2 separate regions of the Homo sapiens genome follow, and region 1 is linked to region 2. Evidence: chromatin contacts called from ENCODE Hi-C or POLR2A ChIA-PET data. All regions are on one chromosome and are shown on one strand. The core of a region is the stretch at or near the end of the contact, and the rest is flanking DNA. Distances in the headings are between cores, read along the strand shown. Region 1 holds the start of CXXC1 (CXXC finger protein 1). Region 2 overlaps SMAD7 (SMAD family member 7).

Evidence for each region. Hi-C counts contacts between places; a loop is a spot of excess contacts on that map. ChIA-PET counts read pairs that join two places held with the same protein, here RNA polymerase II (POLR2A). Pooled maps may share reads with other maps.
Region 1: a loop to region 2 is called in a map with no recorded cell type, with 6 times the contacts of the local background. The contact joins the promoter of CXXC1 here to the enhancer-like site in region 2. A Hi-C loop is called at or near these places in 2 of 37 single-sample maps with no recorded cell type and 3 of 50 pooled maps. POLR2A ChIA-PET finds 5 or more read pairs at or near these places in 1 of 52 experiments (activated CD4-positive, alpha-beta T cell).

Annotation. Positions count from the first base shown.
Region 1 is chr18:50,286,431-50,292,373 of GRCh38, reverse strand. CXXC1 (CXXC finger protein 1) reads left to right here and starts at 4,682. Exons shown (of 15, transcript NM_014593.4): 1 at 4,682-4,787; 2 at 5,516-5,634; 3 at 5,735-5,835. The coding sequence starts at 4,785. RefSeq lists enhancers at 4,259-4,628, 4,739-4,828, 4,949-5,068, 5,889-5,938.
Region 2 is chr18:48,925,721-48,931,473 of GRCh38, reverse strand. All of the region lies in intron 3 of SMAD7 (SMAD family member 7), which reads left to right. Among named protein-coding and RNA genes, the nearest start is that of SMAD7, 22 kb to the left of the region's middle. RefSeq lists enhancers at 2,069-2,238, 4,478-5,439. Within about 2 kb of position 2,538, at least 31 of the 41 ENCODE cell types and tissues checked have a DNase peak (open chromatin) inside an H3K27ac peak, as active enhancers do.

The sequences.
Region 1 (5,943 bases), core at 3,433-5,932, 1.4 Mb before region 2:
GCTCTCTCCCCACCCCAGCCCTGCCCTACCTAATCCACACTGAGTCTAGGCATCTGTAGATACCTTAAGCCCTGATTTTTTTTTAGCCAATTTTGAGTTCATTTGAATATTATATCAATGTCAGTAAATGAATTTAATAGTCATTATAATAGAATGATTTTCAGACTGGTCCAAAAAACAGAATTCAACTAAACTGAACAGGTGGATATGCTGGGCAAAGGGATAATTTACATCCCAGGTGGGATGGAATGGCACGGTGTGAGATTTCATCACAATACTCAGAATGGCATGGTAATTAAAACTTATGAATTGTTTATTTCTGGAATTTTCTTTCTTTTTTTTTCTTTTTTGAGACAGGATCTTGCTCTGTCATCTGGACTGGAGTTCAGTGATGCAGTCATGGCTCACTGCAGTCTGGACAGCCCGAGCTCAAGCAATCCTCCTGCCTCAGCCTCCTGCATAGCTGGGACCACAGGCACGTGCCACCATGCCCGGCTAATTTTTTTTTTTTTTTTTTTTTTTTGAGACAGAGTCTCACTCTGTCACCCAGGCTGGAGTGATCTCGGCTCACTGCAAGCTCCGCCTCCTGGGTTCATGCCATTCTCCTGCCTCAGCCTCCTGAGTAGCTGGGACTACAGGCACCTGCCACCACGCCTGGCTACTTTTTTGTATTTTTTAGTAGGGACGGGGTTTCACCGTGTTAGCCAGGATGGTCTCAATCTCCTGACCTCGTGATCTGCCCGCCTCAGCCTCCCAAAGTGCTGGGATTACAGGCGTGAGCCACTGCACCCGGCCTAAGTGTTTATAATTTGTAGAAACGAGGTCTTGCTATGTTGCCCAGGTTGGTTTCAAACTCCTGGGCTCAAGGAACCCTCCCTCCTCGGCCTCCCAAAGTGCTGGGATTACAGGCATGAATCTCTGTGCCCAGCCCTCTTGAATTCTTTACTTAATATTTTCAGACCATGGTTGATCATGGGTAACTAAAACTTCAGAAAGCAAGACTGTGTATATTCCTCAGCGAATGATTCCAGTACTGATTTTGTCTGTGCTTGCTGGCAAATTAGAATTGAAGTGCTAAGCATGGTTTTGTCATTGAATTTCGGATATTTATGTCATCCTTGCTGTTTGCAAGAAGTGTCTGGAAGACTTCCGTCCCCCTCCCAGGAATCTTTGGTAGAGTTGAGCTCTCCTTTCCCTTTCCTGTGATCCCCACCTTGTGCTGAGATCCTGTACTTAGTTTCTCATTCTGTGTTGTTTGTTCTCCTGCCTAAGAACCTAATCCTGATTCCTGGTGTCTGATCCCCTGGACTTCTGATCCATTTCCTGAACTCAGGTCCACTGTGACCCTTAGCTTTCAGAATCTGCTCCATTCTGTGCTTGCCTCATGAACTTTTTTATCTAGCTTCTCTCGTCCTGGGGCTTCCCTGAGTCTATTCCCTGATTCCAGCCCACAGCCCAACACTCACAGTAGGAAGATTTTACTATTAATATCAGATCCATTATTACTGGCTGTGTGACCTGGCAAGGGACTTAGGCTCCCTGAGTCTCAATTGCTTTCACTGCAGAGTGGGGACAATAAGGCTCCTGCTCCATTCACCGTATAAGGCAATTAGGATCAGATAAACTATCATGTGCGAAAGTATCTTGCGAACTATCAACCATTAACCAAATAGAAGATTTTTAAAATTATGACTATTACCATCATCATCAAGCTAGACTTATGAAAAATTTACTATTTGACAAAATACTAATCTTTGTTTGCTTCACCATGTCCATACCAGACTGCACACAGATCAAAGTGAGCACCAATAGTGTAAACTGGGAGCTCCTCAAGGGCAGCATTTCAGATGGTGCTGGGGATTTGAGAAAATATGAGAGATGTTTATATTTATTTTTATCTCATTCCTTTAAATATGTATTTTATGTGGTTTCTGATTTTTGCACTATATTGCTGTGGTAATGTGTAGTATTTATAAAATGGCTGTGAATGCTGACAGTTTTTTACTGACAAGGGTGATGAATTTACAAGTTTGCACTGGCCGGGCGCAGGGGCTCACGCCTGTAATCTCAGCACTTTGGGAAGCCGAAGGTGGGGGTGGATCTCTTGAAGTCAGGAGTTAGAGACCAGACTGGCCAACATGGTGAAACTCCATCTCTACTAAAAATACAAAAATTAGCTGGGTGTGGTGGCACGGGCCTCTAATCCCAGCTACTCGGGAGGCTGAGGCAGGAGAACTGTTTGAACCCAGGAGGCGGAGGTTGCAGTGAGCCGAGATTGCCCGCTCCACTCCAGCCTAGGTGACAGAGTGAGACTCCGTCTCAACAACAACAACAAAAGTTCGCACTAATCTAATAACCTAATAAGGCTCTGATATAGGAACCTTCATACACTGCTGGTAGAAATATATGTATCAACCATTGAAAGACAAAATTACAACAAATTTAGTTACAGATGTAATGGCTTTTACTTGCAATTCATGAATTGGGGCAGATCCCATTATACAAAATAGAACGAGAGCTTTTCCTGGGAAATAGCAGAGCAGTGAATTTTGTAAGGTTGGAGCAAGGAAAAAGAACAATTTTTTTTTTAAAGCTGATTGGTTAACATCAGATTGCTTCAGGTTGCTTTTTTATAAAGGTTAAAGCAAAGGGGACTTTCAAGCTAAAAGTGGCTTGTATGGGGATTTGGCTATTATCCTGTCTCTTTCTCCTTGGAAGGTCAGATGAACAATTTAGTTTTGGCTTGGTGGCATGGAACTTCAGCGTGAGTGACTCCATTTTGGTGGGGCCTAGAGCAGGAGCTCTGTCCAAACTAATGACCTCCTATAAATTTGAACATGTCTTACAATATTTATAGCCAATTACAAAGTAATTCTACTTTTAGAATTTTATCTCTAAGGAGAGTCAACTAAGAAGAGGCAAGAGACCAAGCTGCAATGCAGGAGTTTATTGGGGCATTAGGAACTGCAATTCAGGAGACACAGATTCAGCTCGAAGTCAAATTGTACTCCAAAGATAGGAAGGGGAGAAGGAGTTTTTAAGAAAAAGAAAAAGGAAGCTAAGGGTGATTACACAAGTTCTTTTAAAGAAATTATTATTGGTGGAGGCGGCTGGCTGGCATCAGTCCATAGTTCATTGGTTGTTGTTCAGGAGACGCAGCACTAGTGAAATATAGCTGGTTTCCAGGACTGTGTGGTCATTGCAGTTTGGACCAATTCAAAGGTTCGAGGCAAGTTCCTGTTGTGTTTTAATTTTGTTTTGTTTGTTTTCCTTTTTGCAAGTTTGCAGGGAGTCCATAGAATGGCTTCCAGGCGGGCCAGGCACGCGGTGGTTCACGCCTGTAATCCCGGCACTTTGGGAGGCCGAGGCGGGCGGATCACCTGAGGTCGGGAGATCCAGACCATCCTGGCCAACACGGTGAAACCCCATCTCTACTAAACATACAAAAAAAATCAGACGGGCATGGTGGTGCATGCTTGTAATCCCAGCTACTCGGAAGGCTGAGGCAGGATAATCGCTTGAACCCGGGAGGCGGAGGTTGCAGTGAGCTGAGATCGCGCCATTGCACTCCAGCCTGGGCAACAAGAGTGAAACTCCGTCTCAAAAAATAAGTAAATAAATAAAAATAAATAAATAAATACATAATAAATAATAAATAAAATAAATAAATAAATAAATAAATAAATAAATAAAGCCTGGCTTCCAGGCTCCATCTTACAGCTGTTAACCAGAGTTACACCTGGTATATCACATTTGTATATTTGTAAATTTGTATATCACATTTCACAAGAAATAATCAGGGATGAGCATACAGATCTATGTTTAAGAATGTTCGTTGCAACTTTATTTAGAATAATATTTGAAAATGTTCTAAATGCTAAACAATAAAGAAATGGATAAGTAAACTGTGTTTAGGCTTATTGTGCAGCTTATAGAACTAAAATAAGATTTGATATTAGTTTAAGAATTGTTTTTAAATAAAAATAAAATAAATAGAAGCCGAACCGTGCCAGGCCTGGCAGAAGAATGACAAGTGGGAGGAGTAAAAGCCGGAAAGAGTGGTGGCAGGTGAAGTCGGAGACGACAGAGGAACTGGTTTCCTCCGCCCCGCAAGGCACACAGCCTGCCGACGCCCCATTAATACATGTGGAAGGGGAAAGAGACTGAATGGAGGAATGAATACAACTTGATCCAGGTCGTGCTTCGGAAGCGGTCACTTTACCTGTGAACCTCTCTGCCTGACAAACGGGCAATGTACGGAATCAACCACCAAGATGGCGGCGCCCGTGAAGAATCCGCAATTAGGTCGCCGTCATATGTCGCCTAGGAACGTACGGAATTCGACCCACGTACGGAATCGGATTCCAAGATGACGGCATCTATGAGGAAGTCACGCAGTAGGTGCAGCCATGTTGCCTGTACGTCGAGGCCGTACAAGCAGCCGCCGTACGGACTCTACTGACAAGGTGGCGGCGCCCTCGGGAAAGCCACATTAGAGCGCGGCCATGTTCCCGGCGAACATATGGATTCGGCCACCATACGGATACGATAAGCAAGATGGCGGCGCCTGAGGGGTCTTGGGGGCTCTAGGCCGGCCACCTACTGGTTTGCAGCGGAGACGACGCATGGGGCCTGCGCAATAGGAGTACGCTGCCTGGGAGGCGTGACTAGAAGCGGAAGTAGTTGTGGGCGCCTTTGCAACCGCCTGGGACGCCGCCGAGTGGTCTGTGCAGGTTCGCGGGTCGCTGGCGGGGGTCGTGAGGGAGTGCGCCGGGAGCGGAGATATGGTAAGTAGCGGGTCCAGGGAGGGGTTCGGCGGTGGAGGTCGGTCGGTTGGCAACAGTGGGGTCTGTCGGCCGACTCAGGGGTCTGTGGTGAGCCATAACCGGAGTCTGTGGACTGAACGGCGGGAGTCTATGGGCAGAATGATGAACCATCTGGGAGTTCTATGGTGAGCCACGGTGGGGGGCTCCTTAATAGAAGTTTAGTGGGGACTCCGTGTGGCAGTTCCGTGGGAAACCATGATCGGGGGTTCTTAGGGCAGAGGGATAAGCGGGTTGTAAGGAGTCACATTGAGTGGTCTGTAGTGAGCCGTGACGAGGAGTCCGTGTCCGGGTATCCGTGGACAGCCGCGACTGGGGGTGGGTGCGGGTGCCAGGTGGGTCTATGAGATAAACAGGGAGGGGTGCGTGGAGAACCGCGATGGGAAGTCCGCAGTGAGTTACGCGGGGTCTGTGAGGCGCCACGATGGAGGGTCGCCATGACCCATTAGCGAGTGTGGACGCAGGGAGCGGGTGTCGGTGGGTGCGTGATGGGAAGTATGGAGCAGAGTAATAGGATGTCAGAGGAAGGGATGGGGGTCAGTGGGGACTGTGATGGAGAGGTTTTTTGGGGGCCCCGATGTGAAATCTGCAGGCAGAGTGGGGATCCCTGCTGACCACGGTGGAGTTGTAATGGGGGGATGAGCCGCCACGGTGGGGGCTGCTTAAGGATCCGTAATGGGGGTGTCCTGCAGGAGGGAGATGGTTCAGACCCAGAGCCTCCAGATGCCGGGGAGGACAGCAAGTCCGAGAATGGGGAGAATGCGCCCATCTACTGCATCTGCCGCAAACCGGACATCAACTGCTTCATGATGTGAGCGCGGGAGAGATGGGCGGGGCTGACACTGGCAGGGTGGGGTGAGGCCGATGGGCCGCGCCCCTCACATCTCCATCGCCTGCCCCATCCTCTGCAGCGGGTGTGACAACTGCAATGAGTGGTTCCATGGGGACTGCATCCGGATCACTGAGAAGATGGCCAAGGCCATCCGGGAGTGGTACTGTCGGGAGTGCAGAGGTGAGGGCCATGGATGGACAGGGAAGGCAGGTGGGGCTTCAAGGGAGGAGGAGGAGCCACAAGGGGGGGTTATGGGGATTAGTGATACACGTCTGTGGTGAGCTGGAA
Region 2 (5,753 bases), core at 1,289-3,788:
ATACATCTGCAGGGGGCCGATATCTTTGCTGAAGCCCAGTCCCACCCGTGGAATCCCCAGTTCAGGAAATCTATGCTTATGAGGACTAGTTATGGGGGTGCAAAGGAGAGCCTTAAGAGAGCTGAGGCCTTTTTCTTTTATTGTGGTAAAATATACATAAAATATACCATATTAACAATTTTTAAGTGTATAGTTCTGTGGCATTAAGTACATTCATATTGTGCTATTATCCCCACCGTCCACATCCAGAACTTTTTCATCTTCCCTAGCTGAAACTTTGTTCCCATGAAACACTAACTTCCCTTCTCCCCTCCCCCAGCACTTGGCACCCACCATTCTTTCTGTCTATGAATTTGCCTCCTCCTCTAGGTACTTCATAGAATAGTGGAATCAGACAGTGTTTGTCCTTTTGTGATCGGCTTATTTCACTTAACATAATGCCCTCAGGGTTCATCCATACTCTAGCGTATGTCAGAATTTCCTTCTTTTTTAAGGCTGAATAATATTTTATTGTATGAATATTCCATGTCTGGTTGATTTATTGCTTGATGGACACTTGGCTTGCTTCTACCTTTTGGCTATTGTGAATAATGCTGCTGTGAACATGGATGTGCAAATACCACTGGAGTCGCCGCTTTCAGTTCTTCTGGGTATATACCCAGAGGTGGAATTGCTAAATTACACTGTCATTCTGTGTTTAATTTTTTAAGGCATCGCCAACGGTAGGGCCTCCTTGACTTGTGCCTCATGTGTCGGCACACACCGATCGCATGCGGTGGGGGAGCCCTACCCACCGGGGTGGGCTTGAGGGCGAATCCTGGGGCAGAGGGAGTGAGAAAGCGGGGAGGGGACAGTCTGTCCCTGCGCGGTGGGGGAGGGGCAGTGCTGGGCTGCTGCAGTCACCAGCCAGATTGGAGCTCACATTTATGGGAGCCCATGTTTATGGGAGGCCTGGAGGCTCTGAAAGGTGGGGCACCCAGCACAGAGCAGCTGGCCGTGTATGTTGGACTCCAGGGCCTTGTGACAGCAGCTTCTGGGTGGGGGACCCTTTCATTCTTCTTTTATTCCCTTGACCTCCTAACTGGAGGTTAGGAGTGGGAGGACCCGCCAGAGGGAGTGGGGGCTTGGGTCTGGGAGGTCCTGGGTGCTTTAGGGGTGAAAGGGCTGGGATGGCTGAACAGTGAGTGTGTCCAAGCGGGAGAGATTAGATTACGGAGGCAGACAGAAGTAATGATTAACTTTTCCAGTCTGCACGCTGTCTCCAGGCTGTCGTACTGTTGTTTTTCCCTCTAAGTACAGTGCGGCCCTGGCCTGGCCAGGCCCTGGTATTGGGTTGTAAAGTGAGAGATGGAATGAGGGCTGGGAGTGCACGGGGAGGGGGGCCAGGGAGGGAGCTCGCAGGAGAAGAAGGAGCTTTTCCATCGGATCCTGCATTGGAATTTATTGGCCGGAATGCAGTAAATGTTCAAAATGCCATCCCATCCAACAGTTTTCATAATTGTTATGGAACAAGGGGAGCCGGGGGAGGGGAGGAATGAAAAGGACTTTTGTTTCTCACTGTATTTTTCCATGTCTTCGGACAGTTTTCCTACCCTCTAGAAACTGGAGTGGAGTTGGATCTGTGGGGGATAGGGTGGGAGAAGGGTCTGCCTTTGGGTCCTGTGATGCCTTCCAAGGACTAGGGGTCCTGGTAGCCTGGGGCTTTATTAAAACGAGGCCCACAGCAAAAGTAGCTTGGTTTCTTGCACACACAGAGCCCCCCCACCACCTGCAAAACCAGGGAAAAACTGTCCTGTCCTTCTAGGGGTTTTGTCCTTTTGGAAAATTGGCTTAATGATGCAGTGGTTTGTATTAAGATTTTCATGATGCTTTAACGTGTGTGTGTGTGTGTGTGTGTGTGAGTGAGAGAGAGAGAGAGAGAGAAAGAGAGAAAGAGATTGAGAGAGAGAGAGAGAGAATGAATCAGCATTCAGTGCCAGCTGCCCAGTTGGGAATCCAGATAGGGAATTTGGGGAATCTCCTACACTCTCAGGGTGGCAGGTGGGTAGGTGGGTGAGGTAAGAGACTTGACTTGGTAGTTTCTCTTGGACACGACAGACTTTCTGTTCCATGCTTGTCCCAGCCCTTGTGTCTTCCTGGGGGTGCCAGGGTCATGCCCAGAGGGAAGGCAGCTGAGCAGACAATGCCATGCAGGGCTGAGGGCTTCTGTGCCTGCTAATATGTGAACCCCCTTTCTGAAGAGAGCTGCTCTGAGTTACTTGGGGGGTAACAGTGGGAACCTGGTTGGTGTACCATGGAGGGGAAGTATCTGGAAATTTGAACTCGAGAAATGATTCGACTGCATGCACACTAAACAGCAGCCAGAGAGGCCCTTTACTGTCAATATTATGAATGGAGTTGGCTGGGTCGGGAGTCCCCACCCTTCCTCTGAGGCCTCTCTCAGAGGAGCCTGGGCAGAGTGGGCCTCCTCAGACAGCAGTGGCTGCAGGCAGCTGGGTACACGCTGTAATTTGCATGGCTGAATGCTGGGGCACAGGAAGCCGCGTCAGCCTGACTGGCGAGACAGACAAGAGCTTTTGATTTGTGTGGCTTTCCTCCCCTGCCCCGTGCCACCCTCAATTACATTCTCCATGGCGAGATAAATGCTCTTAGGAGCATTCATCCCCAGGTTGGGGGCTTCAGACTCAGATGCTTGGGGGGTTTTGGGAGGTGGTGTGGGACCAGTTTGGGGAGCCAGGGAGTACATTTTAGTTCTAGGAATTGATTATTTAACATAATTTGTAAGGACACAGTCACTAATTAGTGTTCTAGACCAGCAGGATCTGCGAAATATGTAGGCTTGGGAGAGGTGGCAAGGAGGGCGGTGATGGGAGGAGAAACTTCAGGGAACCAAGCCTGGGCAGACAGTGGACGGATGACAGTGATAAAAGAGATCCTCTCTTGGGGGCTCACCGTCTCTTGAGGGTGATGAATAGTAAGACAGAGTAAAAAGTCATTTCTGACTCTGAAATTAAAGAAAAAAAAAAGTTGGTTTAGAGATGGACACAGCAAAACCTGACTCAAACCTCCTTTCCCTTTTGATTTTATTTTGTTTTATTGTTGCAAATTAAATGCAAAAATGTACCCTGCTCCTCAAAGTGGTTTTCTTACTCTCTGGAAGGTAGTAAAAATAAATGGAACCAGTGTTGTTTAATACTGAGAATCAGAGTCCAGCCAGAGACCATGAAGGCAGAAGGGGGCCCATGGGGCCATCTTCCCTTGTCCCCTTTACATTATTTATGGACAGGTCAAACTGAGACCCTGAGAGGGCAAGCCACTTGGCCAAGGTCACAGAGCAGCTTGCTGGCAAAAAAGCCGTATCACCCCCCACTTCTTGCTGCAGGGGAGTTGCACCCCATGCGCAGCTCTAAAAGCTGGTGCAGCATTTCCAAAGTGTGTTCTGAAGGACACTTTGGAGAGGAACAGTGGGCTTGGTGGCTTTAGAGGCCTGTGTCCACAGCTCACACCAGGCAATATTCTGGGCTTGAATTGCAGCTCTGCACTTCGGCCAGTGACTTGTGCCTCACCCCTACTACTCCCTTTTTTTAAGATAGGCTGGTGATAGTATGCAGCCTCAGAGGGTTGTCATGAGCCACTTAGAGAACACAGCCTATGCAAAGTAAATGCTTATTAAGTGTAGGCATTGGCCCAGAACTGTTCTACCATGGGGTGTGGGGATGTGGAGACAATCAGGAAGACTGGTGGGCATTTTCTGAGCGGCTGGAGAACCCAGGAGCCTCAGAGATGAGACCAACGTGTGTGCAGCACTCTCCACAAGCTGGCCCCAATCACTTTTGCATCAAATTGGTACAGCAACCTTATGAGGCTGGCCTTGGGGGAACCCTGTTTTAGGGATGAGCTGAACTTACCGGGAGGCTGCATGCGAGGTTGGTGTGAAATGCATATCTGGCTTTGTAGCTGGTCGGCTCACCTCTGGGGTTGGCACAGGGGCGGGGGTTCTGCCATGGCTAGAATGCGCTAAGGGGTGGAAACGAAGCCTGCTGGGCCCGGGAACCAGAGAGCAGCCTGGCCTTTGAAGGAGACCCTGTGGCACCCCCTGCCCACCCCCAAGTCCAGCCATCTCACTTCACTGGAGATGCTGCAAAGCATGAAAAAAAAAAAATCCAGTGTTCTCAGGTCAGCCTTCCACCAGCCAGGATTCATCGTCTGATCTGTTTGGGGAGAGAGCATGGGGTGGTGGAGATGGGTTGGGCCCCAGTGTTTTCTGATTAACTCGCAGTTTACCTGAAACATTTTGGTTTGTTTCCTCCATGAGGAACTCACTCTAAACCCCAGCATTGTCTGTGTTTCCTGAGGAGTCTGAGGGAGCTCTGGGGTCCTATTTCCTCTTTTGGATGAGGCTGTGAGCATGGTGGATTAGAGACAGCCCCTTAAAGTTAGCCCAGATATCTCAGCAAGTTTTACGCGTCTCTATTTGGGGGAGGGATTCGCCTATTGAAAACAAGAGACCAGCAAGGGTCCTTGTGAATTATGATGGTTTGGCGTGAGAATAGATGGGATGGATTGGCACTGGAGTCCCCTTTTATCTTAGGCTTGTCCCTGAAGAGGGCTTGTTGATATCAGAACAGCCAATTTCCTGACAGGGTTGGGAGCAGGGGATGGGTGCTGTTAACCTTTGAGATGTCCGTTGTGGAGGGAGAGACAGGATGAGGCAACCGTTGGTGGCGCCTGGGTCCTGAGGAGGGAGGACCCTGGACCTGGCGTTAGCGAGGCGTGGTGATGTTTGCGCTCCCAGGTTGCCAGGTGCAAGCTGTCTGTGTCCACATTTCTGCCCTTCATTTGCCCCTGATTGGCACAGGGAGCCTGCAGGAGGCGGCCGTGCCTGCCCAGGCGCCCTTCCTCCCCAACTTCTCCGTCCTCAGCCTTCTGCTCTGCTGGACCATGGAGGAGGGGGCTGATAGGCCCGTGGCCCTGTTGGACTTTGGCAGAGGAATATCACTTCATTATCCAAGTGCCTCACAGAGATGAGAGCCGGTGGAGACCCGTCCTCACTCGCCTTTGACCCCAGCTCCCGGTACCCTAGCAATTGGGCACATTTAACCGTGGGTCATCAGCTGATGGAGCTCATGTCTTTACTGGCTTTTTTCCCCAAGCTTGCCCTTGTTCCTAAATGGAATCTTGGGGGACCCCCTCCCCACAAGTACGTTCTTTGTGTGTCTGGGCCCAGTCAGGCCCAGATAGCTTCTCTTCCACGCGTGCCCGTGTTCTCATAACCCCATGGCTGTTCTTGGAGCTGCTCTGCCTCTCTGCCCTCTGCCTTCAGGTGGAGAATGGTATTGTTGAGGCACTGAGCAAGGCCTTTCCCCCCTCCTCCCATTTTTCTTCTTTCTCATCTCCTGACGCCTTCAAATTAAAAATTTAAGAAGGGGTCTGGGTGCGGCGGCTCACGCCTATAATCCCAGCACTTTGGGAGGCTGAGGCTGGCGGATCACGAGGTCAGGAGATCGAGACCATCCTGGCTAACACGGTGAAACCCTGTCTCTACTAAAAATACAAAAAATTAGCCAGGCGTGGTGGCGGGTGCCTGTAGTCCCAGCTACTCGGGAGGCTGAGGCAGGAGAATGGCGTGAACCCGGGAGGCGGAGCTTGCAGTGAGCCGAGATTGTGCCACTGCACTCCAGCCTGGGCGACAGAGCGAGACTCCATCTCAAAAAAAAAAAAGAAAAACATTTAAGAAGGGGAAAATTCCTTGC